Regions from separate parts of the Homo sapiens genome. Here region 1 is linked to region 2. Evidence: read pairs that join two places in POLR2A ChIA-PET (ENCODE). Cell type or tissue: K562. All regions are shown on one strand. Links, peaks and the distances in the headings refer to the core of each region. The heading gives the core; the rest is flanking DNA.

The links. ChIA-PET counts read pairs that join two places held together with the same protein. Peaks named below come from ENCODE experiments on the same cell type or tissue, not always from the same donor. Only the 100,000 strongest peaks of a DNase experiment are listed, where the experiment ranks them.
Region 1: POLR2A ChIA-PET joins it to region 2 with 5 read pairs; 2 of 35 experiments call an interaction of 5 or more read pairs at or near these places.

The regions. Positions count from the first base shown.
Region 1 is chr15:74,388,541-74,391,439 of GRCh38, forward strand. LINC02255 (long intergenic non-protein coding RNA 2255) reads left to right here. Exons shown (of 4, transcript NR_146881.1): 3 at 1,979-2,541. Among named protein-coding and RNA genes, the nearest start is that of LINC02255, 11 kb to the left of the region's middle. RefSeq lists an enhancer at 1-195. In K562, for the core only: no CTCF peak of the experiment used is centred there; a DNase peak (open chromatin) is centred at 1,261.
Region 2 is chr15:74,897,709-74,900,578 of GRCh38, forward strand. MPI (mannose phosphate isomerase) reads left to right here. Exons shown (of 8, transcript NM_002435.3): 8 at 1-2,870. The coding sequence ends at 22. FAM219B (family with sequence similarity 219 member B) reads right to left here. Exons shown (of 5, transcript NM_020447.5): 5 at 2,284-2,870. Among named protein-coding and RNA genes, the nearest start is that of FAM219B, 7.7 kb to the right of the region's middle. RefSeq lists an enhancer at 1,004-1,503. In K562, for the core only: no CTCF peak of the experiment used is centred there; no DNase peak of the experiment used is centred there.

The DNA.
Region 1 (2,899 bases), core at 115-2,614, 510 kb before region 2:
GCCGAGGGAGCCCATATGCACCTGTGGACCTAGCTTCAGGGCTGGTGGGACCTAGCAGGCTGGGTCCTTGGGGCTAGGAGCAGGGGAACCCGAGAGAGCGCTTCTCCCAGGGTTGAGCTTCTGCTTGAAGCTGGGAAAGCCACAGAGAGGCTGAGCTTGTGGCCCAGGGACACCCAGCCTGGATGCGGCTGCTGTGCCCTCCCCCTGGAGGTCCCTCCTGCTTCCAAGGCTCACCCACCTGTGCATCCAGCTCGGAGCTCAGGGTGCTTCGATCCCTTTTTTGAGTTCATTCCTGTGGCCAAGCCCTTCCCCCACGGTTTCCCATGCTGGCACCTCAGGAGGATCCTGCCCCTTGTTCCCTACCCAGCTTCAACCCCTTCCTCCGAGGCTCCAAGCCCCCTCACCCCCCTCACTGCAAATCACCTTTCTTCCATTGGAGCCAGGATCTTAGCTCAGGGAGCGACCCCAGCCCCAGTATACAAAGAGAAGCCTGCGGCCCACAGTCCCAGAGCGAGGCTGCAGCTGAGCCCAGGCTAGGACGGGTCTCCTGCCCCACCCCTTCAGCTCAGGGGGCATCACCCACCTCTTTGGAGCCTCACAGACCCCCCTGGTTCAAATTTCCACTAACACTCTCTGTGATCTCCCACAAGCTGCTTTATATTCTGAGCTCCTTCATTTATGAAATGAAGATAATAAATTTTGCCTTGTAAAGTCGTTAGAGGGATTAGATAAAATACACGCATAGGCCAGGCCCTATGCCAAGAACACCTTAGGGCTGAGACCTCCTTCCCTGCCTCACTCTGGCAATGGACATTACTGAGCAGCACCAGGATCCCGAGGCCCAGACAGATGTGCCTCTTGCCCTCCAGGAGCTTCCCTCATGCTGGGAAAACAGACACCAGCCAGGAACCCGCAGGAGGCTCCCAGAGACGGGGAGTGTCCAGGAGGGAGACGAAGCTGGAGGCAGGAGGGGAGGGCAAGGGGTTGAGAAGGCTGGTCAAGGAGGGCCTCTCTAAGAATATGCCCTGAGGACCTAAGGGAACCAGTTGTGCAGCATGTGGAAGAAGAATGTTCTAGAGAGGGGGAACTCAGGACGGTGCCTTGCAGGTTCTCAGAAACGCCTGGCGCTTATCTGAGCACACACTCACGGACCCTGTTACCACACCACAGCGGGGCCTCTGTGTGGGGCTGATAAGGCCAGAAAAGATCTCAAGATATTTTCTTTCCTTTTCTGTGAGTGGCCTGAGATAGGCTGTGTGGGGACATTTGGCTCACGGCCTGCCTCACAGGCCCCCCCCGTCACCAGGGCACCATGGAGCACTCACTGCTGGACCTCCCAGTGGGGACTCGGGATTGGCCCCCGAGGGGGGCTGCCAGCCAGTGCTGGGGGCCCATGCGTGACGGGGCTGACCTGGCTCCCCTGTCGTGACCCACAGAGGCCTGCTCTCTGCTTGTGCAGTCTCTGCCTGCTCGAGTGTACAGCGTACAGGCTCTGGGCTCAGAGATGAGGGCTGGAAGCCAGCTATGTCACCTTCATTCCCTCACCTGTAAAATGGGGGTGCTGACAGTAACATCGTCCTCAGAGGGTTCCTGTAAAGGAGTGGGGGAGATGGTGCTAGAGCCTGGCTCATCCAAACGCCAGGCAAGGTGGCTCACGCCTGTAATCCCAGCACTTTAGGAGGCCAAGGTGGGCAGATTGCTTGAGGTCAGGAGTCCAAGACCAGCCTGGCCAACATGGCGAAACCCCCGTCTCTACTAAAAACACAAAAAATTAGCTGGATGTGGTGGCGTGCGCCTGTAATCCCAGCTACTCAGGAGGCTGAGGCAGGAGAACAGCTTAAACCCGGGAGGTGGAGTTTGCAGTGAGGCAAGATCGCGCTGCTGCACTCCAGTCTGGGTGACAGAGTGAGACTCCACCTCAAAAACAAAAACAAACAAACAAACAAAAGCTCAGTAGGTGCTACTTCCTTTCTTACAGGACCTGTGCCTCCTGGGATGACCCCCACCATCCACCCCTAGGCACCAGGACTGAGTCGGCTCTGAAAAGAAATGGGGAATGAAGCTTTGGGACTTGGTTCCTGCCTTCAGGGAGCCAATGGTCCAGCCAGGGGGATTAGGGTTCATGTCCCTTCCTGGGCCTCCAGGAGGTCATGACCTTCAAAGCAAGAATGAGGAAGCCCACGATGGTAGCGTGGGGCCCTGCATGAAGTGCCTGTGACGGGAGATGGAAGAACTCTGTCATATGTCCGTGAGAGTGAAAGGAACCTCAAGCATTCAAGGAAACCAAACCGGTACCCAAGATAGATGAAGAGATCAGGAATTTACCAGGTCACAGAGGCTTCTTGGCAGCCACCTGCAGGAGACGGATAACACCATGGCCAGGGCCCCCATGCTCCATACCGTGTCTGTGACCTCCACAGACTCACTCCACAATGTGACTTTGGGTAGGTCACAGTACCTGTACGGCCTCAGCTTCCCCACCTGTCAGATGGGAAGAACAACAGCGCCCTCCCCATGAAGCCATCATGAGCACCACACCAGGTAAATCATGACCTGCTCTCGTGCATGCAGGGATGTCAATGAAGACGAGTTCCTTTTCCCTGAAGTGATGAAAGGGACTTTTAGAAAAGAGGAAGTGGGTGGATTCTTAGGAAACCTTAGTTCCATCCCAGGCAAGTGGCTCTGATGATTCAGTAGGTGACTTCCAGGTGTTCCCAGGAGGCGCAAGCTACCAAAGTCATGTCCTCTCACCTGAATTTTCATCCAGCCCAACCCTGCCTCTGGACACCTATCCCCTCTTGGGACCTCGAGGCCAGGCCTGGAGAGGATGTGAACGCCTGGAGGCCCTCCCAAGCCCAAGCAGGAGGTAGACGCAGGGACAGTGGGCATCTTCCATCAG
Region 2 (2,870 bases), core at 1-2,500:
CCGTGCCTGCTGTCTGCTGTAAAGGCTGCAGCCTCCCCAGCTCTCCTCTGCCAGCCACCCTAAATTCCAGCCAACCTCACCTCCTCGGGCCCAGCTCAAGCCCCCTTCCTTGCTCTGGACCCCTTAGGTATACCCTGGAAGAGCTGGGGTGGGGGAGGAGGGAGCGTGAAGGTAGTGACTCCTGAACACACCCAGGTGGAACCATCTTTGGGGAGGAGAGGCCCGTGTGAGGGGTCTGATACTCCCTTTGTCTTCCCTCTCTACTCCTCGCTACACCTGAGCCAGGCTCTTGCCAACTCTGTTCCAGCCTATGGCTTTAGGCTAGCTGTTAAATATGTGACCCAGCATTAGCTCAGCATCTGTCAGAGCAAGAGACCAGGTAATTTCTAAGAACAGGGTTCTAGCGATGGGACTGCCCATTTCCTCAGCTGCAGAGGAGGAAAGGGAAAGGGTAGGCCTGTAGACTAACGCTGTTTACACCCTTGTTCTGTCAAAGCAATTAAAGATCACTTGTGTTGAGGCTGTGGGGTAATGAGCACTCAGCCTTTGGGGTACCTGTTCCTAAAGTGGGCCAAAAGAGCCCTCCCTACATGATGCCCCAGTTTTTGCTTTATTCCTATTTCATACAGCTTCTCGGGGGAGTGAGCAGGCTACACTCCAGAACACCGGTATGGGAAGGAGTGGGAGAGGAAGCCAGCTTTGGCCTCACAGGCACAGCTTGCAAGCAGGCCTTGGGTCTGCCCAGAGGCACAGCTTGCAAGCAGCCCTACAGAGAAGGTGACTCAAAGGATACACCAGTCACCAGTGCAAGACTCTTCGCTCCTGTTTTTCTCTTTTTTTTTTTTTTGAGACGGAGTCTCGGTCTGTAGCCCAGGCTGGAGTGCAGTGGCACGATCTCGGCTCATTGCAAGCTCCGCCTCCCGGGTTCACGCCACTCTTCTGCCTCAGCCTCCCAAGTAGCTGGGACCACAGGCGCCCACCACCACGCCCAGCCAATTTTTTTGGTATTTTTAGTAGAGATGGGGTTTCACTGTGTTAGCCAGGATGGTCTCGATCTTCTGACCTCGTGATCCGCCCACCTCAGCCTCCCAAAGTGCTGGGATTACAGGCGTGAGCCACCACGCCTGGCCCGGCTCCTGTTTTTCAACTGGCCCTAGAGGAGGGGTCCGCAAACCAGGCTGGCAGGCCAGTTCTGGCCATACCTGTTCATTTCCATACTGTCTGGCTGCTTTCAAGCCACAGTGGCAAAGTTGAAGAGTTGCACTAGACTGTACGGCCTGCAAAACTGAAACCATTGACTGTCAACCACTTCTCTACAACATACTCAACTGTTGCAGATTACAGGGACTCAGGAACCGAATTAGACAATTTTCATGGCGAGGAGAAGCCCAGTTAGCTTTCCTAAACGGGCAGGAAGTGTGAAGGAGGGAATCTCCTGATGCCCTGCTCCAGGGGTGGCACACACCTGCAAGAGGCTGTCGGCTGTCTGCTGCTGCTGAGGTTTCTGACCTGCAATCGTAGATCCTGTCACCACAGACTAATCACTTAGTCCACTGGCTCCTTCCTGTGGGATAAAGGTTTAAATTCATGCAAAAGAATCTTTCTGGGCTTCTGCCCACACTAGAGTCCCTATACAATGGAGTTCCAGGAAACCACCTTCAAAAATCTCCTGGGTTTTCTTGCCTCCAAATTTTCTTCAGCTAAAAAACAATAAAGATGAGCTGGAAAGAAAAGGTCTGCTAAAGGGAACCCATTCTACAGAAGTGACTTGCAAGAGCCTATTTCACTCATGCCGTCCAGTGAAACAGGCCCGAAAGTGATGCCCAGTGGGAACAGCAGAAAGGGGAGGGAGTTTCCAGAAGGAATTGCTGTAGTCAGCTGTTAAGCTATTTCTTCATTTCAGGATATCCAGGATATTCTTAACTTTTATTTTTTTGAGACGGAGTCTCGCACTGTCTCCCGGGCTGGAGTGCAGTGGCGCGATAGCTCACTGCAACCTCCGCCCACTGGGTTCAAGCGATTCTTCTGCCTCAGCTCCTGAGTAGCTGGGACTACAGGCGCCTGCCACCACACCCAGCTAAGTTTTTGTATTTTTAGTAGAGACGGGGTTTCAGTAGAGACGGGGTGACAGGATCTACAATTCCAGGTAAGGTCAGGTTGGTCTCAAACTCCTGACCTTGTGATTTGCTTGCCTCAGCCTCTGAAAGTGCTGGGATTACAAGCATGAGCCATTGTGCCTGGCCAAGGCCTTTAAAATCCACTGCAACACAGACACAGCTCAACTAGTGTGATTGCATTTATTCTTATAAATGTACAGAGCTGTAGAAGTGCAAGCCAAGAGTTCTATAGAGTAGTACATAAACACCATATGGTACCACTCCTGCTGGGAGGTAAGCCTGGATACACCCCTCTCCTCAGGAAACTGTCACCTGCAGAACACACAGCACTCAGAATTAAGGCAGTTTGGCCCTGGGCACATTGGTGGTATTTTGGTATGTGGCCACTGGCCCTAAACAACTGACCATTTCTACCCTGCCTCACTGCACTGTCCCACCAGGTCCCTCCAGCTTTTTCTACAAGGTAACACCCTCCTACATGGGGTCAGCCAGCTCAGAAACCTCTTCTTCAGGGACAGTTGCAGCTGAATATGCCAGAGCTGATTATTACAACAACGATGCAGAGGGCCTTGGTTTTGGGGTCCTGCCACCCTCACCCCTAGAAGCTGCTAAACACCCAGGCCATTCTGCCCTGACCACCTCCCCAACAGAGATGTAGGTCTATACTTACCTTCCACAGCCACCTCCCAGCACACACTGGGTCCCTCTACCTGTGTTGCTGTCTTTCTTTACACTGTGCTACATTTGATCCCT